Regions from separate parts of the Homo sapiens genome. Here region 1 is linked to region 2. The links are chromatin loops, found by intact Hi-C in ENCODE. Cell type or tissue: mammary epithelial cell. All regions are shown on one strand. Links, peaks and the distances in the headings refer to the core of each region. The heading gives the core; the rest is flanking DNA.

Evidence for each region. A loop is a pair of places that touch in the nucleus more often than their neighbours do. Peaks named below come from ENCODE experiments on the same cell type or tissue, not always from the same donor. Only the 100,000 strongest peaks of a DNase experiment are listed, where the experiment ranks them.
Region 1: it touches region 2 in a loop (8-fold over the local background); 2 of 110 quality-filtered maps call a loop at or near these places.

Annotation. Positions count from the first base shown.
Region 1 is chr17:59,665,021-59,678,092 of GRCh38, reverse strand. CLTC (clathrin heavy chain) reads right to left here. Exons shown (of 32, transcript NM_004859.4): 11 at 11,853-11,990; 12 at 11,449-11,613; 13 at 11,116-11,296; 14 at 9,153-9,316; 15 at 4,321-4,446; 16 at 3,250-3,392; 17 at 905-1,139. Among named protein-coding and RNA genes, the nearest start is that of PTRH2, 36 kb to the left of the region's middle. In mammary epithelial cell, for the core only: no CTCF peak of the experiment used is centred there; a DNase peak (open chromatin) is centred at 9,102; H3K27ac peaks cover 1,292 bases.
Region 2 is chr17:59,514,351-59,530,636 of GRCh38, reverse strand. LINC01476 (long intergenic non-protein coding RNA 1476) reads left to right here and starts at 3,780. Exons shown (of 3, transcript NR_110813.1): 1 at 3,780-4,157. It overlaps LOC105371847 (a long non-coding RNA gene), which reads right to left and starts at 846. Exons shown (of 3, transcript XR_934889.2): 1 at 561-846. In mammary epithelial cell, for the core only: a CTCF peak has its summit at 8,951 (motif pointing left); a DNase peak (open chromatin) is centred at 8,986.

The DNA of each region.
Region 1 (13,072 bases), core at 4,373-12,372, 150 kb before region 2:
GTTTTTTAAAAAGAGACTTTACATTTAGATGAAATATAGAGAATAGGCAAATCCATAGAGACAGTACAGTCTGGTGGTTGTCAGGGGCTGGGAGGAGGGGGTATGTGGAGGAACTGTTTAATTAATACAGGGTTTCCTTTTGAAGTGATGAAAACTTGTAACTAGATAAAGGTGATTATATAACATTGTGAATATACTGAATGCCACTGAATTGTTCACTTTAAAATGGTTAATTTGATGTTGCTTGAAATTTCACCTATATAAAATAGTTACAAATAGAAAAAGCAACTATTGTTTACAAAGATATCAGCGTCATAGAAAACAAAAGACTGAAGAACCATTCCAAAGTACAGGAGACTAAAGACATGAAAACTACATGCCATATATGACCTTAGACTAGAGGGGAAAAAACTGCTACAAAGGACATCATTGGGTAACTGACAAAACTAGAATAGAACAGATTTTTAAAGGTATCCTATCAATGTCAAACTGACTGAAGCTGGTATCTTTCATGTGGTTAATGAAAGAGAACATCCTTATTCTTAGGCCATACACTCGGAAGGGGTATAAGGCCATGATGCATTCAAGTTATTCCCACGTGGTTAAAAAATAGTATGTGTGTGTATACACATATGTATGAATGGTGTGCCTGAGTGTAAGAGTGTGAGAACACAAATGGTAAGGCTAGTGGGGTTAAAACATTAGCAAGTCAATCAGAATAAAGGGTATATAGACTTTATCCACTATTTGGCCACTTTCAGATTCACAATTATTTCCAAATAAAGTTTTAAAAAAGCACCCACCGTCCCCAAATGTCCCATATTACCTAAAATTACCCTGAAACTCTCATGTAACAGGTTTTTAAAAATGCAGCTTCTCTACATATTCAGCTAGCAGTACTCACATTAATAAGTTCCAGATCACATTGGCCACGTTCATAAGCAACACAGGCCAGATGTGGATCTCTCTTCTCACAATACTTTCCAACAACGCGACTGTCATAGTAGGGATTTTCACGAAGAAATCTCTCCGGGTTGTTATTACTGTCTATGTAGATTTTGGCTAAGGCATTGTGAGTAGCAGGCTCCTCACAGCCCTCATGAATTCTGGCCTCTAGCCAAGGCAGAAGCAGTTTCAATCTAGGAAAAAAGGAAAAAAACCTCACACACACATACTGTATTATAAATAACACACTCTTGACATGCTAACTATGTAAATACCTTATGGTCTATAATGTGCTTTCACATACTTTTTCCCCGCCCCCCGAGTATTGCTACATTGTCCAGGCTGAAGTGCAGTGGCTATTCACAGCCACAATCATTGTGCACTACAGCCTTGGGCTCAAGTGATCCTAGTACCTCAGCCTCCCGAGTAGCTGGTACTATAGGTGCAAGCCACTGTACCTGGCTTTACATTAATTTTAATTATCAGTGATCCTATTATAAATTGGGAAATTAAGACTCAAAATATGATTGAGTTGTCCAAGAATAAAAAGAAGGTATATAAGGCTATTTTTCACTCTCCCAGGTTTATCTGCTATATGATATACTTACCTCCTTATATCTGAATAAAAGATTAGAGATTCATACAGTGTCCTTTCTTTATAACACACAAAATATCTAGACTTCAGAAAATTTTGTTTGTGGATAGGATGGGGATGTGATATTACATAGGCCAGATTATCTGAGAGTTCTTTCAGCTTTAACACAATTAACATACAGCATTACCTACAGCCAAACCCTAAATACATATTGGGAATAAAATCTGATAGCTTTAGAAGCTCTGGGTTTAATAGTTGCAGCTGTCATATAAACACTCCATCAAGGAGCACAGTTTTGCTATACTATAGCTTGTTTCGATAGTCCTGATGACCATGCCTCCTTTTATTTTTATTTTAAAGCCAGGGTCTTCTGTTGCCCAAGCTGGAGTGCAGTGGAGGGCTCACTGCGGCCCTGACCTCCTGGGCTCAAGCAATCCTCTCACCTTAGCTTCCCCAGAAGCTGGGACTACAGGCACAAGCCACTACGCCTGGCCCAAGCCTCTTTTACCAATGATTTAAACATTAAAAGCAGCCAGAGAAAAAGCATTATTCGTTATTTTGGCTATATCAAATTCACATGGTTATTATGAACCCTCCCATTAGGGAGAAGACAATTTTAATAAATAGAGGCAAAAATCCAGCTCCTATAAACATGTGCAATCCAAGATACGCCATGTCAACTTAAGGAATAAAAATTAGCTGAGGCATGTCTAGACTAGTGACTTAGATGTGAATCTAGCTTTTCACAATATAATTTGTCACTTAAAGACTAAATTATCTAACTGTAACTGCCATTTGCTTGGAATATGCAGTAAGATTATTTTCAGGTAATAGATTCAATAGGTTCAGACTCAACTGAACCTCTTATTAAATGTTAAATTGTTATGACATAAAATCACTTGAAACTAGGCTCAAACCTTTAGGTCAGTATTAACTGCATATCTCTATTACCCTTAAATGCAAAATTTTTCCATGTTTGAAACATTCTAATATAAATTCTAAGAATATAATTAGTAGATCACCTATATCAACTCAGGTTAAAATGAAACCCACAGACTTTCTTAATTTCTTCTCATAAACAGCAGAACTTCCCACTAGCATACCACCTCACCAAACTCATTTACATCAGTACTTCCTAAACACTAGTTCCTCAGAACGTTCCAGCTAAAAAAAGACTTCACAGTCTGTAAGTTTTAGAAGCACTTATACTATATTCTATTGGAAATCCATATTATCATGTTAAGGTACTGTAAATTAAATATCAATTGAACTCAAGAGTTGCACAGGGAACTCTTTTGCCTCACACTTAAACACCACACTGTTTTTTTTAATCAGCTTTCTCAGGTTGGAAACACCACATGATTGATCAGTACAGAATTAGTTGTTAAATACACAGGTATCACACCTAAACAGGAGACTTAGTACATAGTTTATATAAAAACATATAAAGTCAAACCACATAGCTGTAATTATAAACATGCCAAAAAAATGATCAACCAAGTTAACAGATCTCCTATGACAGCTATAATGTTTCAGAAAACAGATTTTTTCCCAGTGCTATTAGCTAGCTTATCACCTCTATGTTAGGTGTCTTCAGGAAATTATTCTCCATGTGTTATTTAGTAGCTTTGGAACAAATGACTACCTATATTTTTATCTATTGCCATGTTAAGAAAGAGTAACTTATCCCTGTTAAAATGGTACTACACCTGTTTCTTTTTTCAACCTCAGCAACAAGCTCATCAGTAGAGAATTGACCTCTTACAACAAGAATCAAGTTTTTTATGACATCTTCAGAACAGTCAACATCAAGTAATCCTCCAATAACTACAGGAAGTCGACTTGGATTCACCTGTGGTTAAAAAGAAGTAGAAGAATGTTATTATGTTATTAAAAGCAAAGAGGAATTTTAAAAAAGCATTTATCTCTATCGCTTTTAAGCTCAGTTTTTTTTTCTTTAAGTTCAGTTTTTAAATTCAGTAATAAACTGAGGGTCTAAATTTGCAACTAGATAGAGGAATTTAGCAGGAAGTCCAGCTAAAAACAAGACTTCATGGTTTAATAAGTATTGAAAGCACATATACTATATTCTGTCTCTACCGGTTTGGTTAGTTACCGAAACATTGTTCCATATGATAAATAAGTCCAAAGAAGATACAGTCAAAGATGACTATGCAAGACTGTCTAATAAAAAGGCTCCCATTATAGCAATACTGCCTGTTTCTACAGTTAGAAGGTGAATTATCTAATATCTGTATTTAAGATGGTTTGAAAACTCTGCTTTGGAGTCTACATGGATACCTCAGGGTCTATCAAGTTAGTAAGGCCCTAGGCCACCCAACTTTTTCAATAATAGCAGTTCTATTCTTATATTTTACACACTTGGCATGCATGTTTTTTTTTTCCCCCTTCCCTGAGTCGGCTTGCTAGGGAAGCACGTAGAATTTTATTCCAAGAAAGGATTCTGCTGGGGAAAAAGTATTAAAAGCAGGCTGGGCATGGTAGTATGCACCTGCAGTCCCAGATACTTGGAGGCTAAGGCAGGAGGACTGCTTGAGCCCAGGAGTTTAAGGTTAGAGTGAGCTGTGATTGTGCCACTGTATTCCAGCATGGGTGACAGAGCAAGACCCTGTCTCCAAAACAAAAACAAAAACAAAAAATCCCACGTTAAAAGCTGCAGACCACTCTTATTGAGCACAGAGTTTCAAAAGGATTTCCAGAATATGAGAAATAAAATCTATAGTAAGATTATACCTTTACATTACCTACATATTACTTACCTTCTGTACATATATCTCTATATACTTTTGAAGATTATTTCTATATAAATAGAGCACCAAATCATGGACAAAGTCAAATCGATCACACACAATGATAAGTGGTAGCTGATCTGTTAGTTTTGCTTCCTGAAAAAAAGACAAACAAAAGGAAACTTTAAATTTCTTCTATGAGGTATCAAATCTGTGTAACATATGAGAATTTGTTCTACGCTAACAAGAGAGGCTCACACAAACATAGCTCTTCTGTTAAAGAAAGAATGTCCCAATAGTTGAGTGTGTACATCCCAGTTTCAGTAAATTTTTACTAAGCAATACTTAGATTCACACAGCAAGATACCAAGTCTTTCCCATACACACCCTTTACCAAAAAACAAGAGTAACAAATTAAGATACCTGAGCCAGTGGCTCTCAGATGATAAATTCACCATACTGGGACTTTCACTGGTAATAACACTTCTACCGTATTTAAAATCAACTTAATAACTATAGTCACATTGTCAAACATATGGCATAAATGGCTTACATTTGTTTCAAACTAATGATTTTCTATCCCTCCCCACATCCAATCTATACAACCAGCCTCTAATACTCTATTATAACAAAGCCTACAAGGAGCAGCATGATGGTGACCACATGTGGCCATAAGAAAACCCACCCCCTACAAAAAAAAAAACCCAGCATTTAAAGAAAAGATATCTTTAAATTGCCAACTGCTTTTATCATTCCATTACAGATACCAAACTACAATCCTACTTATAGACTGACATAGAAGATGTTATAGACAGGTAAGTAAAACCTGTACTGGGCATTTACCTGATACATGTCCTGTTACATTCCACAGACATAAGGTAGAGCACAAAAAACAACAGTTTCCATCAGGAATTCATTTATACACAGTGAAACATTCCTCAATAAATGATTCCTCTAACACAGTCTACTAGGGAAGCAGAACTAAGTAGGGTAGAACTTTCCCCAGTGATGGCCACTAAGAACATTATTTTCAAGGTTAGAATTAAATGGCTCCTGAGACTAGGGGATATTAGTTACTCGATTATAAATAATACGAAGACTAGTCTATGAAGTGTCCCAAGAACACCAAGGTAAATCTTAATTTTAATATAGCCATCCTAAATTAAAAAATAAAAATGTCTGTAAAGCTGCAGATTTTCCACATTAAGGAAGGTTTTCTAAAATAAGTATTGTTTAACACCATGGAAACTCTGCACTAATAGCTGTTACGATCATTTCTAGAATCTGTCTGCATCTATCTATGTAAAAATTTTAGTATGTCATGTTTTTCCTACTAAATGAACATCAAAAAAGTATGGATCAACACACTAGTCATCTTACCTATACACATATAAAATATTTTTGTTATCTTTATCACTTACAGATAATCTAGGATTACTTATTCTGTTTTCATGCATAGGTGTTAAAATTTCTGTGGCAAATAATTCCACTTTTGTGGAATACTAACTGTATTCCAAAAGAAAATTTCAGATTTAAAAAGTAGACAAAATCTAGGTTATTTTCTTGATTGCTAAAATTTGCACATGATTTTATACATGGTAGAAATGTTAACATTTTAATAATATTAAATTACTTACTAAATGTTTAATTAACCTCCAGTTATAATGGTTAAAGATTTTAAGATCAAACTTGAAATTATATTAGCATAGTCAGAGGTTTTCTTCAACATAAATTTGTTCATTTAACAAATATTTATGAGTACCCAAGTATCAGACTCTGTTCTTAGGTACTGGAGATACAGCAGGGAACAAAGGAAGCAGAGTCCATTCTCTCAAGGAACTTACATTCTAGTGGGAGGAGACGTTTCATAGTGGTGTTATAAAGAAAAACAAGCAAAATGGGGTAGGAATGGGTTCTATTTTACACAAGGCAACCTGAGACATCCTCTCTTCTGACATTCAATCAGAAACCCAAAGAAGGTAAAGGAGAAAGAAGGTCATGAGAGAATAGTAGTACAGGGCACAAGCAAAGGCCCTTCGGCAGGACAAGGTTAGGGGAGTTCCAGGAATAGCTAGCAGGCCAGTGTGGTTGAAGCTAAACCAGGAAAGAAAGAAAAAAAGAAAGGTAGAAAATAAGATCAAAGGTAGCAAGGAGCAGATCATGGGTCTGATGAACAGTTATATGCTTTCTACAGAGAGCTTACAGTTCTACAAACTTAGGGCATGAGTCAAATGATGCTAATGACACAATTTTATCCTGCTCACAGGGTACCTTAAAGGAGAAGTTATGTTCTACCAATCTCTTTATTCCTGGTGGCTAACACACAATTGGCACTTGAATATTCAAGATCAGAGTCAGGGTATTTTTCTTATGACACAGGGTTTACTTACAACACCAGTAAATTATCATGTAGCTAGTACCTCTAAAATTAAGTTTAATAACAGTGATAAGAGGCATCATAACCCTGTACTGGAGGTTAACAAGGAATCTAATAAGTTCACTCTCAACACTGGCATCAGAGGATGAATGTGATAGTTGCATCTTAGTATTGAGCTCCCATGTCAAATTATGTAGACGTAAGACCCTAAATTCACCTCTAATCCTGGCTGGAAGTAAATTCCTTCAAAGAGTCAAGTACAAATTGATATCAAAGAGAAATAAATACTTGCCTGACAGAAATCCCATTTAGGCTGACTCCACCTTTTTCCAAGGCTTATCACTTATCAGTAATAGTTACTGCCTAAACATCTATAGTATACAAGGTACTTGATAAATAAACATAGCTTATGGTTGAAGAAACTGAGGCTGAGGCATATTCATTAACTTGCCTGAGGTAACAGCTAGACATATACTGAATGAACAAACAATGGCTAAGTAGAATTTGAAACAGGTCTGACTGACTCAAAAGCTCATAATCCACATCCACACCCCTACTATATCAGGCTTGTACCCAGTTCACAAGTGTGGAGGGGAAATCTTCATCTGATTAGATCCCATGGGCTATGCAAACCTAAGGCAGTACCATCCTAGTACCCAGAGGATTGTTTTTCATTTCTTTACTAGAGGATTTTTTTTAAAGCTCAAAAATGTGATAATTAAATAATAGCTAATTTCATTTTGCTTTCCATATATATATAACTCAAATATTAAAATCCAAAGCTAAAGAAGTTACAATTTAAGCATAGAAGCTGAGGGCTCAATAAAAACAAAAAGAAATCATTTAAGAATCTGGTAGTATTAACACAGGAACAGAAAACCAAATACTGCATGTTCTCACTAGCAAGTGGGAGATAAATGATGAGAACACATGGACACAGAGAGGAACAACAGACACTGGGGCCTACTGAAGGGTGGAGGATGGGAGGAGGGAGAGGATCAGAAAAAATAACTAATGGGTTGTAGGCTTAATACCTGGATGACGAAACAATCTGTACAACAAACCCCCATGACACAGTTTACCTATATAACAAACCTGCCCACGCACCCCTGAACTTAAAAGCTTAAAAAGAAAAACAAAAAAAAAAACCCAACACCCCCTGCCCCCAAAAGAATCTAGTAGTAGTTTTTTTTGTTGTTGTTTTTTTTAAAGGAAATAGTAATGATACTCAAAGAAGGAAGTGAATCAGTAGTATGGGTACACTAGTCAAGCACAGAGTATCAAATCTTTCTCATTTGGAGGGGTTTTTTGACACCAGAAAGTTTTGGTCCAAACATAGCACAGCTAGGTTACCCAGAATATTCATGATGGCCAAGACATTTTAAAGCTATACTTTTTTGAAAAGTGTATCTTTTAATCTAAAATGTAGAGCAGTTTCAACATTTTGACTACTTCATTACACTAAAACCCCTAAGGGTTTTGCTATTTAATCTAGAGCCCAGGTAGTAAATTCTTCAAAAGAACAATCTGCCAATGCAACCACACACACAAATGATGATAATCTGGGAGTAGGAAAAGCCTACTTTCTATACTGTGTTCTACAAAAACATTTTGGTTTTACTTGTAATGTAAAATTCTTCCAAGACAAAAAATACTTCAGAACTTTCTATAAAGTCTCAGGAATCATTATATATATATATAGTGTACACACACACACATAATAGGCAGTGAGAGAGCAGTAATCTAAGTGTTCTGTAGTTTTCCTAGCCTTTTATAGATAGCTATCAATTTTAAAGCTTTATTTCCATCACAAAGTAACTGGCAGTTACAAGAATAAAGCTAAAGCTAAGTTAAACATTAAACAAAATTAACTGCCCTTAGGGATGTTCTAGAGTTCAGAATCTCTCAACCATTACTCCTCCCTGCAACACAGGTGGTCCTTACTCCTCTCTAACTGATTTAATGTGTCACAAAGCTGAGCGTTTTGTTTGATCTTACCTTTATGAATTATATATGAATAACAATATTTTAGTTTCTAGAGTTGAGCAAACTTGATGAAAGAGGTAAACCTATACATTCCTTAGACAACAGATCCCTTTGCCTACAATAGAGGCTCCTCAAAATGGTATGAAGAGCAAGCTGATGTTAATATTCAAAAGCCTAAATGATTCTAAAATGACATTGAAAGTATACAACCACTTTTCTAAATTTTTCCATCCAAAATTAAAATAAAGGAAATTCCTTTGAAATAGTGCTATTTTTTTTTTCTTCTTTTAAACAGATGGTCATTCTTACTCACCAATTTCCTTCCGTATTTCAAAGGAAACCACAGAATATTATGTTTGGAAGAAATAATCCAGCACACAACTTAAGAATGCTAACAACTTCACATTTAGGGAAAAAATATTTTTGAACTATGACCAAACCCTTGTAGAACTGCTAACCTGGAATCCAACCAGAAAACACATTACTCAAAACCACTTACCTTAAGAAAATTCTTGACTCGCTCAGGATCGTAGCAGTTGCTTTCTCTACAGATTCTTTCTACTTCTTTGATTTGCCCAGTCTTGCAAGCTGCCTGAATATATTTAAAGTGCACATCTGGGTCCTGGCTAAAGTTAACAATGGATCCCAGAAAATAAAAGAGACCTTAAAGAAACAAGTAATTACAATTAAGCATAGGCACACTTTTGAGAATGACTGAAAAACATTTATGTAATTAAAAAACTGTTATATTGAATACTCCCAAATATAAGTTGGTTGCTTAAAAAGCGCGATAAAAATACTAACTATTCCATTAATCAGATCAGTAAAATGGATTGCACTTTAATCCTGAAGAATAGACAATTCAACCCAATGTTTCCTTTTTTTCTTTTTTATTGAGGCAGGTCTCTGTCACCCAGGCTGGAGTGCAGTGGCACGATCATAGCTCACTGCAGCCTCAAACTCCTGGGCTCAAGCAATCCTCCCACCTCAACCTCCTAAGTAGCTAGAACTACAGATGCATGCCACCATGCCAGGCTAATTTTTAAGAAAATTTTTGTAGAGATGGTGTCTTGCTATGCTAGCCAGGCTGGTCTTGAATTTGTGGCCCCAAGCACTTGGCCTCCCAAAGCACTGGGATTATTAAAGGCATACACCATTGTGCCCCTATATGGGAAATTTTAAATGAAGACCCCAATACCTGGTGTTTTTCAATATGCAATTTATAGGAAACATACAAAATAATTTGGGAAGAATTTAGTGCAGTATTGTCCAGAAGAACTTTCTGCAATGATGAAAATCTTATCTTTGCCTTCCAATATAATAGCCACTAAACACATGTGGCTATTAAGCACTTGAAATGTGGCTAGAGTGACTGAATAACTAAATATTAAATTTTATTTCACTTTAATAACTTTCAATGTAAATAGCTACTATATGTGGCTAGTGACTGTACTAAACAGTGTAAATTTAGTGCACAGTTAACATTTTGAAACTGGGAAAATTAAGAAAAAATTAAGAAAACTACTAGACTCTCTTACCCCTTCTCAATAGAGTACTACTAGTACAGAGAGGAGAGAAAGGCAGTTGGGGACCAGAAGTTAGACACCCAACAGTGATTACGTTAGTACCCTGTATAGCAGTGGTTCTCAACTGAGGTGATTTTCCTCACAGGTGACACTGGCAATGTCTGAAGACATTTTTGGTTGTCACAACTGGTGGAGCTGACGCTACTGGAATCTAGTGGGTAGAAACCAGGAATGCTGCTGAATATTCTACTAAATATTCTACATGTACAGGAACACCCCTCTACAATGATTATCCAGCCCTAAATGTCTATAGTACTAAGGTTAAGAAATCCTGCTAAATAGCAACAAATCACAAAATGCCCTTAGTGAGAATCACCTGCTATTATAAGAGTCAGACATATAAGCATAAAATTTTATTATACCTGATCATTAGTACAGACTGAGTATCCCTTATCCAAAATACTTGAGACCAGACGTGTTTCAGATTTTGAACTTTGGAATATTCGCATTATAATTACCTGATCAGCATCCCTAATCTGAAAATCCGATTTCTGAAATGCTCCAACAAGCATTTCCTTTGAGCGTTATGTTGGTGCTCAAGAAGTTTTGGACTTTGGTGCATTTTGGATTTTCAGATTAGGGACACTCAACCTGTATTTTCATTTTATACAATTTCAACACCACTACATATTTTTCTCTTAAAATTCTACCTTTAATTCATCTATAAAATATCCAAACAGATGGTCTGGTTCACTGCATATCCTTAGAATCCAACATAAAAGGGCCTTGACATATATTGAATAAAACTTAAAAAATTAAAATGTCCCATAGAACCAAATTTTTAGAAAAACAAAATTTCCAACAGCCTGATCATAAGCATACCTCTTCTTGGCTACCTTAAGTACTTTTTTTAAAAACTCAAAAACTCCTAATTACCTTCAAAACTCTTGAAAGATTCAAAAAGTTCAATCAGAGACTGAGTTGACAGTTGTTCATGATATTTAGAAGCCACCTGAACACAAATCTGCAGATTCTGACGGATGTTGGCAGACAGCATGGCTCTGAGACATTCTAGGGAGTCTTCTACTGATAAGGAACCAAAGTAGTTGACTAACCACTACAAGACAAAATAAATGAATGAATGAATAAATGAAATAATGTTGAACCTCATGGTGGTATGAAATTATTAATATTTAGTACCACAAACACATTTTCAGTGTACCTATTAATCACAACTAACACCATCTATTAGGTAAGAAACTGAAATACCTCAGGGTTAAGAAGATGGGTGTGAACCACTGCACGTTTTATATCATATAAATCAGTGAAATGTTCTAATGCACGCTGCAGTAGGCCAGCCTTTTCACACAGTTGAGCAATATGAGCCCGGTCATAATGTGTGAACATCTGATTGCCTAGAATAGCATCTGCAACCTGTAAAACCACAAACAAGGCAAGTTTATTGTCCACTCCACTTACATGAGTAATTCAATATCCGTATTACAGATTAAGGTTTAATAGTGAACTGTTAAAGTACAAAAGAATATTATAATAGCTACATTTTCTTTAATAAGGAGTAGGCCCCTCAGTAGCTTTGCATAACAATCTGAGAGGCGCTGCACAATTACTAAAACAATGTTGGAAACATGCCTAAAAAGCATTAAAACACATACTTGAGGCGCATGCATAAGGTTCATCTCAAGTAACCGCGTCTGTAAAGGACCTTCAGATGGGCGATTATTCTTCAGAGCATCAAGCAAGAATGCAGTACACTGCTGAATTAGATTGTATTCCATAAAGACATCTACAATCTACAAAAAAAGATTTAAAAGAAATTGTTTTAAGATACTATGGAGAGTATGTAGACAAAATTATGCATGAACTCTTTCTTTACCTGAGAATTTTATTTGGACAATATAAACACTTAAGAACAAATTTTTGTCCTCTAGGGATCATAGTTATTTTGAGTTCTGATAAAAACAACTACAAAATATTTCAAGATATTACATAACAGCAGAATACAACTGAACCGACAGACCTTTATTTTATTTTATTTATTTATTTTATTTTTTTGAGGCAGAGTTTCGCTCTTATTGCCCAGGCTGGAGTGCAATGGCACGATCTCAGCTCACTGCAACCTCCACCTCCCGGGTTCAAGCGATTCTCCTGCCTCAGCTCCTGAGTAGCTGGGATTACAGGCGTCTGCCACCACACCTAGCTAATTTTTTGTTATTTTTAGTAGAGACAGGGTTTCGCTATATTGGCTAGGCTGGTCTCAAACTCCTGACCTCAGGTGATCTGCCCACCTCAGCCTCCCAAAGTGCTGGGATTACAGGCCTGAGCCACCGCACCCAGCCTGACAGACCTTTATTTTTATGAACTTTAGAAAACCAATAGCATAAATATGAAGGACTCTGACTCACACTTACAAATGCATCTCTTCCCTCTCCCCACACCCAGTGGCAACCACTATCCTGTTTTATCATCCCCATGTATTTTTCATATTTTTAATACACATACATCTCTAAATAAGATGTTTGTTTTGCATGTATTAAAACTACATGCAGATGGTTTCATACTGTCCATTCTTTTGCAACTTGCTTTTTTTGCAAGGCATTTGAGGTTTATCCATATAGAGTGACAAAGCTTTAATTTCTACAAACTGTAAGTTTTCCTTTTTTTTTTTTCTTTTTGAGAGTCTCACTCTGTTGCCCAGGTTGGAGTCCAATGGCACGATCATAGCTCACTGCAGCCTCGACCTCCCAGGCTCAAGCTATCCCTCCACTTCAGCCACCCGAGTAGCTGGGGCGACAGGCATGTGCCACCACATGCAGCTGATTTTTAAATTTTTTGTAGTTACAGGGTCTCACAATGTTGCCCAGACTGGTCTTGA
Region 2 (16,286 bases), core at 5,047-13,046:
CCCTCCCCAGATCTGCTTTCGGAGGGGTGGGATAGAGCTTGAAGGGAAAGAAAAAAGAAGAGCTTAGCCCTCAGACCTCTAACATGTGGATTTTGGTTAGATATGTGAATTTCCCTCCCTCCCTCCCTTCTCTCTCCCTCTTTCTTTCTTTCTTTGATGGACTCTCACTCTGTCGCCCAGGCTGGAGTTCAGTGATGATATCTTGGATCACTGCAACCTCTGACTCCCAGGTTAAAACAATTCTCCTGTCTCAGCCTCCCGAGTAGCTCAGACTACAGGTGCACCCCACCACACCTGGCTAATTTTTGTATTTTAAGTAGAGATGGGGTTTCACCATATTGGTCAGGCTGGTCTCGAACTACTGACCTCAGGTGATCCACCCACCTAGGCCTCCCAAAGTGCTGGGATTACAGATGTGAGCCACTGTGCCTGGCCAGATATGTGAATTTCTTGAAATACAGGGCTATATTAGTTGGGACTCTTCATTATAAGGACAAAAATTCAACTCAAAGTAGCTTAAGCAAAGCAAAAAAAAAAAAAAAAGTGGTTTATTGGCTCACCTACTGGGAAGGACAGGGTTGTATGTGTCATTATGACTTTCTGCCTCTTCTTTGTCATCTCTACTTGGCTTGGCTTCATTCCCTGATTACTTGGTGCCTTCAAGCTTTCTTCAGGGTGACTTTAAAGGTCGGGGAAGATAGCTCCAGTAGGCCCAGGCCTACATCATAGCCTAAGTACCTCAGCTTTTCTCTCCAAACATGTACACATCGAATCCTAGGGAAGATCTATGGATCAAATGGGTAAGAGTTAGTTCCCACATGGTAAGGGGCACTCAATTATCAAAATACGGGGACGAAAAGGGCTGGGCACTGTGGCTCACGCCTGTAATCCCAGCACTTTGGGAGGCCAAGACACGTGGATTATTTGAGGCCAGGAGTTCAAGACTAGCCTGGCCAACATGGTGAAACCCCATCTCTACTGAAAATACAAAATTAAGCCAAGCGTGTGGTGTGCGCCTGTAATCCCAGCTACTTGAGAGGCTGTGGCACAAGAATCAACCTGGGAGGCAGAGGTTGCAGTGAGCTGAGATCATGCCACTGCACTCCAGCCTGTGTGAGAGTGAGATTCTGTATCGAAAAAAAAAATGGTGATGGGGGGGTGGGGAGGAGGAAAAAGATGCTAAAGAGACAAAAATGACAAAATGTGGAATAATAAAGGAAGTTAAGTATAAATTGTCTTATGAGAGCAACACAAAAGATGTGTAAAAATTACACAATCCAGCTTGGCTTTACTCTCCCAGCATCCACTTAAAATACTCTGCCTAAAGAGTAATTTTTTTCATGAAATGAAACTCACGTTATTGAGAAAATGCAGCAGGATGGGAAATAATCTTGCTTTCCTCAGAGGTGTAGAGAAGGGCAAGAACTGGAAGAGAGTTCCTCCACCAAGGTAAAACAGGCATGGAAAGGGACAGCGATGGGCACAGGTGGGGTGGGGGGTAAATCTACCTTGGGCAGGTACAGCAAGAGACATTAGGTAACAGTCCAAGAAAAGTCAGTACCCACAGCCTGGGCAACATGGAGAAATCCTGTATCTACAAAAAATACAAAAACTAGCCGGGTGTGGTGGTGCAAGCCTGTGGTCCTAGCTACTCAGGAGGCTGAGGTGGGAGGATAACCTGAACCCAGGTAGGTCAAGGCTGCAGTGAGCTGAGATTGAGTCACTGCACTGCGGCCTGGGCAACAGAGCACGACTCTGGCAAAAAAAAAAAAAAAAGCCAGGATCAGTGGCTTATGCCTGTACGCCTGTATTCCCACCACTTTGGGAGGCCGAGGCAGGTGGATCCCCTGAGGTCAGGAGTTCGAGACCAGTCTGGCCAACATGGCAAAACCCCATCTCTACTAAAAATACAAAAATTAGCTGGGCATGGTGTTGCACGCCTGTAATCCCACCTACTCAGGAGGCTGAGGCAGGAGAATCGCTTGAACCTGGGAGGCAGAGGTTGCAGTGAACTGAGATCGCGCCACTGAACTCCAGCCTGGGTGACAGAGCAAGACACGGTCTCCAAAAAAAAGAAAAAGAAAAAGAAAAAAAAGAAAAGAAAAGAAAAAATAAAGAAAGAGGAAGGAAGGAAGAAAAGAAAAGTCAGTACCTGTCATCTCAATACAAAGAAGATGGAATGTCTCAGGTGGTAGATGTTAAGTGTTTCCCTGAATAGATCTCCAAATATGGAGAGTTATCTGTCAGATATTTAGGCTGAAGTTGTGGAGCACACCTTCTGTCCCTAGGTATGATAAGAATAGAGACTGATAAGAACAAGGCAGGCCTCCAGGTCTAAAGAAAGTGTGGTTCTCAGTAGGTTTCTAAGTCAGGGATCCAGGCACAGGGAACAGACAGGGATGTAGTTACAAAAACTGGTTACCAGAAAGCCTGGTTTTGGAGACAAGTAGGAAGTCCAGTTATTGGAGCATGTCAGAGCTAGCCTAGCAATGAGTATGACTTTGTGTGCCAAATCTCTGAATGACGGACATGAGTGCCCTCCTGGGGCTGAGATTTGTTTTAGGGGCTGGAAGGTTGGTATCTGTTGGGAGATGAAGGATATAGAAGTAAGGAGTTAGGCAGGTTCTGACAGACACAAGGAAAGATTTTACTATGCAAGTTGAATAGCATGTATTTTGATCAGCTCAATTCTGAAGCTATAAAGTACAATAAAGGAGATGTTTAAAAAATAAGAGGCCAGGTGTGATGGCTCACACCTGTAATCCCAGCACTTTGGGAGGCTGAGGTGGGTGGATCACTTGAGCCCGGGAGTTTGAGATCAGCCTAGGCAACACGGCGAAACCCCGTTTCTACCAAAAATACAAAAAAATTAGGCAGGCATGGTGGCGCATGCTTGTAGTCCCAGCTGCTCTGGAGGCTGAAGTGGGAGGATCGCTTGAGCCTGGGAGGCCAATGGTGCAGTGGGCTGTAATCATGCCACTGCACTCCAGCCTGGTCAACAAAGTGAGAACCTGTCTCAAAAAAAAAAAAAAAGTGGAAGAATCCACATCTAATTTGAAACACCCAGAGCTGTGGGAATATGATAACCAGAGCACAAGAGGTACAATATTGGGGCACTTAGATAAGGGTAATTTGTATTATTGATTTGTATTCATCTCTAAGATGTGCCTCTCACTGTGAAGTTCCATGGATAAAGATTTGGCTTCAGTTTCTGTCTGGAAACCTGGCACCATTTACTTACAAATTAAAAATACAAGTGAATCATTTACATATCTCCTAGAAACCAAAGAGTTTGTATGTTATACCTCAAGTAATTTGGATAATGCCGTGGGTTGTGTTTTTTTCTTTTTTTAAATTCTAATTAAGCCGTCCATCACTTCAAGGTGATAATTTTCTCAAGTATGCTCTTCTTAAAACGATTGCATTTTATTTAGTATCTTACAGCGTGAAGAATTTTGACTCCTAGGGAAAATCTCATGTAAGTGATCATCTGTTATCTTGAGGGGAGGAGGATGGGGAGGAGTCTTTTCTGATCCTCTTCTTTTGAAAGCTATCACCCTCCCACTCTATGGGATTTAGGTGGGTCTGTCAGATACATGGGTTTAAATCCAGAACCTGCTTGATTCCCAACTTCTGTATCCTTTCTCTCCCCACAGATACCAACCATCTGGCCCTAAAACAAATCTCATCAGTTTATGAACCAGGCAGCCCAATCACAGTGCCTAATTCTCCCTATCACACAATTGGTCAAGGAGGGAGCAAGTGACATAATCTAAATTCTTTCCAAAGATGGATGCAAATGCTGGGAAAGCAAGAGTTGAATTGCTAGCCATGAGGAAAACGTAAGCCTGAGCTGTTTGCTGGCCATCTTTGCTTCCACATGGGGATGGCCTGCCTGGAAATGAAGCCACACAGAGAAAACAGAAGAGCAGTGAAGAGAAGGGTAAAAGGAGAGATCCCATGACATGATTTGCACTCTTAGATCCAGTTATGCCTGATGCAGGACCCACCCCTTGGACTTCCCATTTCCAGGAGCTAAAACTAGACTGAGTTGAGTTTCTGTCACTGACAGTTGACAGAAAATATCAACAATCCAGCCACATGGAGCCTCATGGCAGTACCACTAACCCTGGTCACCACATGAATACTGACCAGAGGTAAGCATTATTCGTTTCTGCTTTGTTGGAGGAACATTTGAGAATCTATTTTGTGTTATGTAATCTTACTTTTTGCCTCCAATGTCTACTTGTTGCAATTGCATGCAATGAAGGAACACAAAATAGACTGAATAATAAATGGGTTTTATTTTAATTGAGCACCAAGGAGTTAATATCAAGCCACAAAACTTTAGACGTTAACTTGCTTTGCTAATCATTTTTGATGACAATATTTTGAAAGAATTTAGTTCACATATGTGCTTGCAAATAAGGTGTAATCTTGCAAGATATTCAAGATTGCTCTGTCACTGGGGGTGAATGAAAAAGGTTTCTCTGTATCACTGGACATTTGAAAGAATGTATAAAAAGTGCAGGATGACTCCTTACTGGAATATAATGTTTCCAACTTTGCTATTCTAAAGTTCAAAGCCAATCTGACTCTTGATCCTTGAGTATGTGTTTTTTCTCCTCTCCAGAGGCTTTGAAGATCCCTTTGTCTCTGATGTTCTGAAGTTTCACAATCGTGTGTGTTGGCATGAGTCTTTCCCCATTCTTGTTCTGAGTGGATCCTTACACTCTGAAAATTGATTTCTTGCAGAACTATTTATTGATGGCCTACTGTGTGTCTGGTTCTATTCTACGCAATGATCAAACATACAAAATCCTTGCCATGCAGGATTTCACATTATAGGCAGGTATTGGACATTCTGCAGTGATCCAATAGGTTCCTTATTTTTTTTCTCTTCAATTTCCACTTTCTTGTCTTTTTTTTCTTCTTTCTAAAAGAGTCTTCAATTTCATCTTCCAATTCCTTTATTAAAGTTTTTGCTCCTGCTATATGTTCAATTTCCAAGGGCTCTGTATTATTTCATAAGTGCGTATCTTCTCTTATCTCTCTGAAGACGTCTTTAACAGTTTTATTATTTATTTATTTTACTTCTTGCATTATCTCAATACCTCTACATTTTGTTGTCCTGTTTATTTGTTTTGGTCTCTGTTTTTTAATGATAAAAACTTTCTTTCTCACTTGTATGTAGGGGGCTACAGAACTAAGAATGTACTGACAGCTCTGTCTGAGACTATGGGACTTGTGAATTGAGCTTCATTTGTAAGGTGATTGGGCGAAACTTAAATTTCACTGAGGTTTTCCTCCCTCCATATTGTCTTATCTATAGTTAGTTGCTAGTGTTTACACATGATGTTCTAGCCTCAAGGTGGATTTACTCTAAAATTTATTTTACTCAAGCTTGACATAGAATGTTTTAAATTTTTGTTTGTTTGTTTTTTGAGACTGAGTATCTGTCATCCAGGCTGGAGGGCAGTGGCGCAATCTTGGCTCACTGCAACCTCTGCCTCCTGGATTCAAGCAATTCCCTTGCCTCAGCCTCCCAAACAGCTGGGATTACAGGCACCCACCACCATGCCTGGCTAATTATTTTTGTATTTTTAGCAGAGACGGAGTTTTGCCATGTTGGCCAGGCTGGACTTGAACTCCTGACCTCAGGTGATCTGCCCACCTTGGCCTCCCAAAGTGCTGGGACTGCAGACGTGAGCCACTGCACCCAGACTTTAAATTTTTATTCTACATAATAAAATCAAATTACAGAGCAGCTGCCTGGTACGATTTGTATAAAACAACTTATATTTGGGCCGGGCACGGTGGCTCACACCTGTAATCTTGGCACTTTGGGTGGCTGAGGTGGTTGGATCACTTGAAGTCAGGAGTTTGAGACCAGCCTGGTCAACATGGCAAAACCCCATCTCTACTAAAAATACAAAAATTAGCCAGGCATGGTGGTGCACGCCTGTAATCCCAGCTACTTGGAAGGCTGAGGCAGGAGAATTGCTGGAACCCAGGAGGCGGAGGTTGCAATGAGCTGAGATAGTACCAGTGCACTCCAGCCTGGGCAACAGAGCAAGACTCTGTCTTGAAAAAACAAACAAACAAAAAACAAAAACCGCTTATATTTGGAGAGTAAAAAAAAACCACAAAACAAAACAAAAAACAAGACTTTATTGCAGAGCTGCCCAACAGGTATGCCACAAGCGAGTTATAAATGTCCTGAGGTATGGACCCCTTCCCTCGGGTCAATAAGGTGAAAGTACATGTGTAACAACCAGCTCTCCAGGAAAAAAAGGCTTGATTTGTAGCATTTGTTAATTTCATCTTACTTTTTAGAGATAGAGTCTTACTATGTTGCCCAGGCTGGCCTCAAACTCCTGGGCTCAAGTGATCCTCCTGCCTCAGCCTCCCAAAGCGCTGGGATTATAGACGTGAGCCGTTGGGCCCAGCTTGTATTCGATAATTGTTTTATTTCCGTGGTGTAAGTACTCCTACCATGGACAATTTCAGACTACCAGCAAGCTGTCATTAAGTGCAAATTGGGGAAGATATATACACATTTGGCTCTTGGGATCTGGTAGGAGCTGGCTCGAGCACATTTCTGAACACTTTAAACTCTTGGGAGTTCTGGTGGATGTCTCAGGTGCGCAGTGCCTGCCCTGGGTTATTGCCTTCTGCTGAGAGCAGTCTTGTCAATTTACCCCAATGTGCTGTTCAACTACTATCATTCATATATATATATTCTTCTCATGACATGAGAAAGGCTGGGAAGCCCTGCTCCATCGGATTTTTGTTTTTTGTTTTTTGTTTTTGAGACAGAGTCTCGCTCTGTCACCCAGGCTGGAGTGTAGTGGCACAATCTTGGCTCACTGCAACCTCCATCTCCTGGGTTCAAGTGATTCTCCTGCCTCAGCCTCCCAAGTAGCTGGGATTACAGGCATGTGCCACCACGCTTGGCTAATTTTTGTATTTTTAGTAGAGACAGGGTTTTGCCATGTTGGCCTTGCTCGTCTCAAACTCCTGACCTCAGGTGATCAGTCTGCCTCAACCTCCCAAAGTACTGGGATTACAGGCATGAGCCACCGCACCTGGCCGGATTTGTTTATTTCTAAAATATTGTGTGTTTGTATCTGTCTCCACACATGCAACTCAATTCACTAAAATATATTAATATTTTCTTATAAGTGTATAGATGATATTACTTTTGTGGCCATACAAGAAGTTTCTTGAAGTTCGAAAAACAATTCATACAGAATATTCGACAACCCTGTTTTTCTGGATAAAACTTGAAACCGTGGAGAAACAAAACACTATCCTACCCTCAGAGAGCACACAGTCTAGGAAAAATGATTCCATTTGAAATAACTCAAATACATTTTAAGCTCAGTAGGTTTATTAATATTAGGCAACAATAAACGATGCTTAATATTCTTCATTTTATCCTTTAAAAATTTTGGCATTTCTATTTATCGTTATTAAATAATATACATTAAAAATTGGAGAGGGAAAATGTCTTTTAACCTCACTGAATAAAAGAAAATAATTGAAACTTTAATTTTCATTTTAAAAGTAATTACATGCAGTGATAGCCTAATTTTGATGGCATGGTAGTTAACAGACAGCTGCTTTTATTTTAAATGGAATTGCATTTTTAACAGAAACTACTCTCAGTGTTTGCTTTCATCTTCTGAATAGGAAAGCCAATTTGAGGGTTGAATATTTGGTGAGTTTGATGGAGCCAATTAAGATAATTCAGGTCAATAAAAAAATAATTTAATATGTTTCTCACTTAGCTGACTCATAAAGTTGACAATAACTCCTATCTACAATAGCTATACCAAAAAAGTCCACGATAAATTCAGCCTTCTTCTTAAAGGAAAAGCAGAATACTGTAAATTTTATTCAGAACTTATATTTTTAAACTTCATTAATTGTACACAATAAATTGAAGTGACGATATTTATATAATATAGATTTCAAGATTATCTTCTCAGCACGTATGAAGATTTATTATGATGTTTTCATTATAGCTATGCACCTACTTACATTAAAAATTAATGTATCACAGCAGTGTCTTTCAGGCAGTAGTTAAAATAAAGAGAAATTCTCCACTAGATAGGATAAATACTAACAAGAGGTTGCTGCAAACCCCAAAGTGCAATTTTTTTTTTTTTGAGATGGAGTCTTCCTCTGTTGCCCAGGCTGGAGTGAAGTGGCGTGATCTCGGCTCACTGCAACCTCTGCCTCCCAGGTTCAAGTGATTCTCCTGCCTCAACCTCCCAAGTAGCTGGGACTACAGGTGCACACCACCACGCCCGGCTAGTTTGTATTTTTAGTAGAGAAAGGGTTTCACCATGTTGGCCAGGATGGTCTCGATCTCTTGACCTCGTGATCCACCTGCCTCAGCCTCCCAAAGTGCTGGGATTACAGGCATGAGCCAATGCACCCGGCCTGATGATTGGGTGTCTTAATTTTTACCTGGGAGGCTAGAGTCACTCGTGTGACTACATCAGGGTGGCTATTTGGTTATTTTCGTGATTGTTTAATGTCTTTGTCTGTGTTCATGTTCAGATTGAGTAAGTTGCAATCTTGTTATTGTCTTGTTCCACCATGGTTACGGAGGGACCTTGTCTGATTATTGTTGTTATTCTGTGAAAACTGCTTATCTTGCGTGAGGGAACGCTAGATAGCCGCCAGCTGCAGGCTGTCAGGGTCATCCTGTTGTGTATCACATTCTCAACCCGCTATTAAGCTTGGACTCTGACATGTGCTTGTTTCCACATAGGACTTTACGAAACCCAGGTCACAACGTGTGACCAAGAGTTGGGAAGAGGGATAGTCCCCCTGTTTCTGTAGAGTTTCCATGCAATGACTGAGAGTTTGCTGCTTCAGGAATGCTCTGGGCCTGATGGCAGCATCCTCTTCAGGGCTGGGGTCGGGGGTGAGAGGGAGCTGCTGCCCTCCAGTGGCTGTCTAGGAAATTACATCAGTGACTCTTCCCCCAAATCATGCTTAGATTTTCTGGGAACTTCCCCGAACGTGGCAAGGCAGAGCAGAAGGAAAGAAGATTCGCCTGGGAGTAAAAGCCAGCAACTTTTGGGTATTACTGTTAATATGGCCCCATGAGTACTCTCAACTTGGTGAAGCCTGGAAAAATGGAGATTATGTGACTTGTAGGTTTTTGATAATTATATATTGTGTTGCTTTTATAATCAAAGAAGGTATCTGTTGAAGATAGAAGAATAAGAACTTAAATATTTGTGGCCAGGCACGGAGGCCCATGCCTGTAATCCCAGCACTTCTGGAGTCCAAGGTGGGAGGATCGCTTGAGGCTGGGAGTTTCAGACCAGCCTGGGCAACAAAGCAAAACCCCACCTCTAAGGAAATTCTTTTTTAAAAATTAGATGGACATGGTGGTGCATATCTGTAGTCCTAGCTACTTGGTAGGCTGAGGCAGAAGGATCTCTTAAACCCAGGAGTTCAAGGCTGTAGTGAGCTATGATCATACCACGGGACTTCAGCCTGGATGACCGAGCAAGACCTTGTCTCTCTATAAAAGGACCATGCAACTTAGAAATACAGCATAATTAAAGATAAGAGGGTTAGAAAAGTTTTTACTATCAAGGGTTACATAAATAAAGATTAAAATTTCACTTAAGTTGGAGAGGATGCTGAGAAATTGGAATCATTGTGCATTGCTGATGGGAATGTAAAAATGTGAAGCTGCTGTGGAAAACTATGTCAGTTCCTCAAAAAATTAAACACAGGATTATCATATGATCCAGCAATTTCACTTCTAGGTATATGGCCAAAAAAATTGGGAGCAGGGATTCAAACCGACATCTATGTTCATGGAGGCATTATTCACTGTAGCCAAAAAGTGGAAATAATCAAAATGTCCATCGACAGATGAATGGATAAATAAAATGTGGTATATCTATCTATTCAATGGAATATTATTCTGCCTTTTCAGAGGAAGAAAATTCTGGTACTTACTACAACATGGATGAGTCTTGAAGACATTATGCTAAGTGAAATAAGCATAAGCAAAAGGACAAATAGTGTATGATTCCATTTATATGCGCTACCTAGCACGGTCGAATTCATAGAGACAGGAAGTAGAATGGTGGCTGTCAAGGGATGGGGAGGGGAGAATAGGGAGTTACTGATTAATGGGTATGGAGTTTCTATTTGGGAAAATGAAGGAAGTTCTGGAGATGGGTGGTGGTGACGGTTGCACAACAATGTAAGTGCACTTAATAACGCTGAAGTGTATACTTACAAATGATTAATATAGTAAATTGTATGTTTTGTATATTTTGCCACAATTAAAAAAACAAAAACAAAAAAACCCTGATTCTGAGCCCTAAGCCAAACCAATTGAGTTGGGGAGAACAAAGGGGGAACAAGGGGTCAGGGTCTGAGTGCAGGCTTTTTAAAAAACTTCTCAGCCAGGCACGGTGGCTCACGCCTGTAATCCCCGAATTTTGGGAGGCAGAAGTGGGTGAATCACCTGAGGTTAGGAGTTCAAGACCAGCCTGACTAACATGGAGAAACCCCATCTCTACTAAAAATACAAAATTAGCCAGGCGTGGTGGCACATGCCTGTAATCCCAGCTACTCAGGAGGCTGAGGCAGGAGAATTGCTTGAATCTCGGAGGTGGAGTTTGCAGTGAGCTGAGACTATGCCATTGCACTCCAGCCTGGGCAACAAGAGCAAGACTCTGTCTCAAAAAAAAAAAAAAAAAAAAAAAAAAAAAGCTTCTCAGGTAATCCTCCCATGCGTAACGAAAGTAGAGTACCCCTGACCCAGATGATGTCTAAGATCCTGTTTTGCTTCAGCCGTCCATGATTCCAAGTAAAATGACCCGACAAGACTGCCAACATTTTGCCCCAGTTTCATAAATACAAGTAGCAGCTTCCTTTGACAAATTGTCTGAATCCAAATTGCTAATGAACGTACACTGCTTTTTTAAAGCTATTTTTTCTGCATATTAATTTTACTTATTTTCCTAAAATGAATTGATCTTTTCCACAAAGTTTCATTTGACAGATGTACAAGTTTCCACTCAAATAAGACTTTTATATGCAACAACAGATTCTAACATAAGTTGTTCTTATAGAGAGAGGATACTGTATGTCTACATTCAGCAAGATGTTTCTTTGCCAAAGCTAATCTGTTTTGAAGCCTGGCATTTCTGTTTTACTTGTCACAAATATCCAAATATGTTTTTTACCCAAGGCTTTAGAGTAATACTTTAGAATAATTTTTTCTCAATAAATTATTGTAAAATAATTGATTAGTAAGCATTAAAAGTACTGAGAAAGTTTTCAATAATGAACATTTGAAGTGACATAACGGAAGAAAAACATGGGTTATTTTTCCAGAAGTTTAATTGTTTTATAAAATAGTTGTTTTGAAATATTTCATCGTCCTGATGCAATAATCACAGAATGTTGAGAAAGTCTACAAAATCAGGGCTAAGTCAAATTAAAGATGAAATGGAAAATATTTTTAAATGTTTCATACTAAAATGAGAGAAATGATGCATGTGAAATAAAAAGTAATAGCTTTCCATTCTAGGAGATTTTTTAAATGTACATAACATATGCATCTTTTTTTTTTTTTTTTGAGACGGAGTCTCGGTCTGTCGCCAAGGCTGGAGTGCAGTGACGCGATCTTGGCTCACTGCAACCTGCACCTCCCGGGTTCAAGCAATTCCCTGCCTCAGCCTCCCGAGTAGCTGGGATTACAGGTGCCCGCCACCACGCCCGGCTAATTTTTTGTATTTTTAGTAGAGGCAGGGTTTCACCATCTTGGCCAGGCTGGTCTTGAACTCCTGACCTCGTGATCCACCCACCTCGGCCTCCCAAAGTGCTGGGATTACAGGCATTAGCCACCGCGCCCGGCCAACATATACATCTTCTAATGAGTTTCTTTTCATTTACTAATGAGTTTTGAGTAAAAATTATTCTTAGCAAAACAAGCTTAATTGAATTCAAGCTTCTAGAAGTCAATATTTAAAAATTTTTGCCTTTCTCTGTTAAAATTCTGACTTGAAAATTTCACTTTAAAACACATAAGTTCTCAGTGAACGATGTGGCTTAAATGTGCTTTATCCCGATGATAGCTATGGAATTATTGAATCAATTTGCACTAACAAAGGAGCATATTTTTGTGCTTTTCAACCACATCAGCTACTGGATTCAAACAAGGCATTTTTCTTGAAATCAGTTCAGAGCAGTCAAAAGTCCTGATAATGAAATGTATGATTTAGCTGCTTCCTGTCCTAGAAGAAAAAAAAAGTATGGTTTCAAAGAATAAACATAGTATTCTCTCTCTCAATCTCTCTTCCAAAAAAAATTTATTGGACATTTATGTGCCTTTGCTCACTCCTACGTGTACAAAAAGAATATATCACATTCTTTGCCTTCAAAGAGCTCACAATGAAATGGAGGAAGTAGACAAATAAACATATAATATGCAACGATGAGCATAAACAAATAAATACATAATACGCGTATGCAATATGTTTAGATGCTCACGGTATTTCAGAAGCACAGAAGAGAGGTACCTATACTGGGAAGAGAGAAAGAGAAGGAGGCAGAGAAGGCTTCCCTGGAGCAGGGCGCATCTGAGCATGTACTATTTCTTTGAATGAATATAGAGAGTTTCTTATAATTTGTGATTAAAAAGCATCAAAATATACTTTTTTTTTTTTTTTTTGGAGATGGAGTCTTGCTCTGTCGCCCAGGCTGGAGTGCAGTGGTGCGATCTCAGTTCACTGCAACTTCTGCCTCCTAGTTTCAAGCAATTCTCCTGCCTCAGCCTCCTGAGTAGCTGGGATTACAGGTATGCGCCACCCTGCTCGGCTAATTTTTGTATTTTTAGTAGAGACGGGGTTTCACCATGTTGGTCAGGCTGGTCTCAACCTCCTGACCTTGTGATCCGCCTGCCTCGGCCTCCCAAAGTGCTGGGATTACAGGCCTGAGCCACCTTGCCCAGCCAACATACTTTTAATGTATTTTGGGGTTTCACTATTTTACATCTAAACATTAAGCTCTGGTTTTGTATAGAAAGCATTTAGTCTTACAAAAACAAAGTAGAATGTCCTCTTTGGTTTGATCAGAAAAGGTCTCAAGAAGGCAATGACAGCTGCTCCAGTCTTTCTCAGCCATTCGCTGTGAGGCCCACCTCTCTATCTGGGCTCTCTCATTTTGATTCCCTTCACTAAAATTACCACCTCTGTTCCCAGCAGTGTGGCCAATGCCCTTTTGCTGAGAACCAGAGAAACAAGCCTCTCATTCCTCCATGATACTCCACTGAGTCTTGTCTAAGGAAAATTTAAAAGGAATTAATTTCAGTAAATAGGCCAAGCACAGTGGCTCATGCCTGTAATCCCAGCACTTTGGAACACTGAGGAGGGCAGATCGCTTGAGCCCAGGAGTACAAGACCAGCCTGGGCAACATGGTGAAATCCTGTCTCTACAAAAAATACAAAAATTAGCCAGGCATGGTGGTGCACACCTGTGGTCCTAGCTACTCAGGAGGCTGAGGTGGGAGGATCTCTTGATACCAGGAGGTTGAGGCTGCACCACTGCACTCCGGCCTAGGTGACAGAGAGACCCTGTCTCAAAAAAAAAAAATTTCAGTAAATATAAATATAACAATATATTATAGTATACAATATATAAATATTATATACTAATGTATAAATATATAAAATATGATATGATAATATATAAAATAGAAATAAGAACCAAGGCAGTCTAAAAAGCATCTCCATCAATCTATATTTCTTCACATGGCATTCCAGGATTTTCATAGCCTGGCCCTCACTTTCTCTCCAGCCTTATCCCTTGCTATTTCTCTTTGTATATTTTGACTTCCACAGTGTCTGATTGCTCTCAGTGTCCTAAATAGGTCAATGTTTGCTCATACTTTCACACCTTAGAACACAAGGGTAGGGTCCCCTGCTGGGGTGTGAAATAACTTCTGTTCCTGCACCTCCTCTTCAGCTGTCACCTTCTCTGTGAGGCCATCCTTAACTCCCCAGGCTGAGTAGACACCCCACCTTAGGTTTCTCGAGCATTTGGGCACACACCTTTACATCTATGCTTCCCAGACTTTCCTGAATATACGACTCAACTTTAGTGTTAGTTAAAAAACAGATTCTAGGCCAGGTGCAGCGGCTCATGCCTGTAATCCCAGCACTTTGGGAGGCCGACGCGGGCAGATCACAAGGTCAAGAGATGGAGACCATTCTGGCCAACATGGTGAAACCCTGTCTCTACTAAAAATACAAAAAAAAAAAAACCTAGCTGGGTGTGGTGGCGCGCACCTGTAGTCCCAGCTACTCAGGAGGCTGAGGCAGGTGAATCGCTTGAACCCGGGAGGCAGAGGTTGGAGTGAGCCGAGATTGCGCCATTGCACTCCAGCCTGATGACGGAGTGAAACTCTGCCTCAAAAAAACAACAACAACAAAAAAAAAACCAGATTCCAGATTCTAAAACCTCAGAATTTACATGAGAAAAGTCTGGTAAGTTAAGTTCCATATTTCACAAGCGGCCCTGGGGATTCCCATCATTAGAAAAGTTTTGAAAACATTGCTCTGTATCATGACACTTCTCATATTGCATTACAACTATTTGAATTACTGGACTCTCAATAGCCTGTGACCTGCATCTGTTCATTATTGTATTCCCAGTCCCAATACAATGCCCAACTCATGGAAGGAAGCAAAATATGAATGAATGAAAATTCAAATGTGTATGTTTCATTTATTCATTTTTATTTTATTTTATTTTGAGACAGAGTCTCACTCTGTCACACAAGCTGGAGTACAATGTCATAATCTCAGCTCACTGCAACCTCTGCCTCTTGAATTCAAATGATTTTCATGCCTCAGCCTCCTAAGTAGCTGGGACTACAGCAATGTGCCACCACTCCTGGCTAATTTTTGTATTTTTAGTAGAGATGGGGTTTCATGATGTTGCCCAAGCTGGTCTCAAAATCCTGGGCTCAAGCAATCCTCCCACCTCAGCCTCCCAAAGTACTGGGATTACAGGCTTGAGTCACTGCACCCAGCAAGTTGCTCTAAATATGTTTGTTCCTCTCTCTTAGCACCTCAACTAGGGACTTCTTTTCCAGTATCCAGATGCTACACATCACCAAAAGCTCACCAGTGGTGGGATTATGACTCAGTTTTCTTTGTATGAAGAGAACGTTAATAGTTCCTACTTCATGAGTTTTTTTTTGTGAAAAGTAAATGGAATAATACACGTAAAACACTTAGTACGATGTCTAATATTAGGAAGTACTAAGTAAATGAGGTAATAATAATGACAAAGACCAGTCAGACAGAGTCACTTGGGAGATGTCATTCCCCTTGTGAAGCCAAAGTACAAAAAAGGAGCCCACAAAGTCATGCTTTCAGCCGTCCTGAAGGGTACACTGCAAGATTTAAAAAACCCTTTCTGGCAGAGCACGGTGACTCACACCTGTAATCCAGCACTTTGGGAGGCTGAGGTGTGCTGATCGCTTGAGCCCAGGAGTTCAAGACCAGCCTGGGCAACATGGTGAAACCCCGTCTCCACTAAAAAGACAAAAATCAGCAGAGGAAGGTAGTGCATGCCTGTAGTCCCAGCTACTCGGGAGGCTGAGGTGGGAGGATTGCTTCAGCCCAGGAGGCAGAGGTTGCAGTGAGCTAAGATGGCATCACTGCACTCCAGCCTCAGTGAAAGAATGAGACCCTGTCTCAAAAAATAAATAAATAAAAATACAAACCCTTTCTTCTGTTGCCAAATGTCAACATCCTTTCTGATTCAGCCTCTCTTCCCCATCACTGTAATAACCCACATTTCATGGCAAAAAATAGTATTATCAAGAGAGACAAGAATTGTTGGCACACGAATACAAACTTTGTCGCTATCTGGAAGAGTTTGTTCTTGGAGATTTTCTCTAAATATTTGTCCTTCGCATTCTTAGCTTCTTGTAATGTTTAGTACCTTCCCATAAACACTGATTTCCAAAGGATCAGAACTTTAATCACCATCTTGACATCTCCCCACAATGTCCGGTACCAATACATCAATACCAGAATGTCATTGTTTCTGTGCTAGGGGAAAGATGATGGCCAAATATTCTGGGTCCAAAGAGAATGCAGGTTATTGACTCTTTTTAACAGACAAAGAAATGCAAAATGACAGAAGGCCACATTGTTGCCTAATCCTGGACAACAAAGGAGAAGAAACATTAACCCAAGAGATTTGGCCGCATGCCCAGG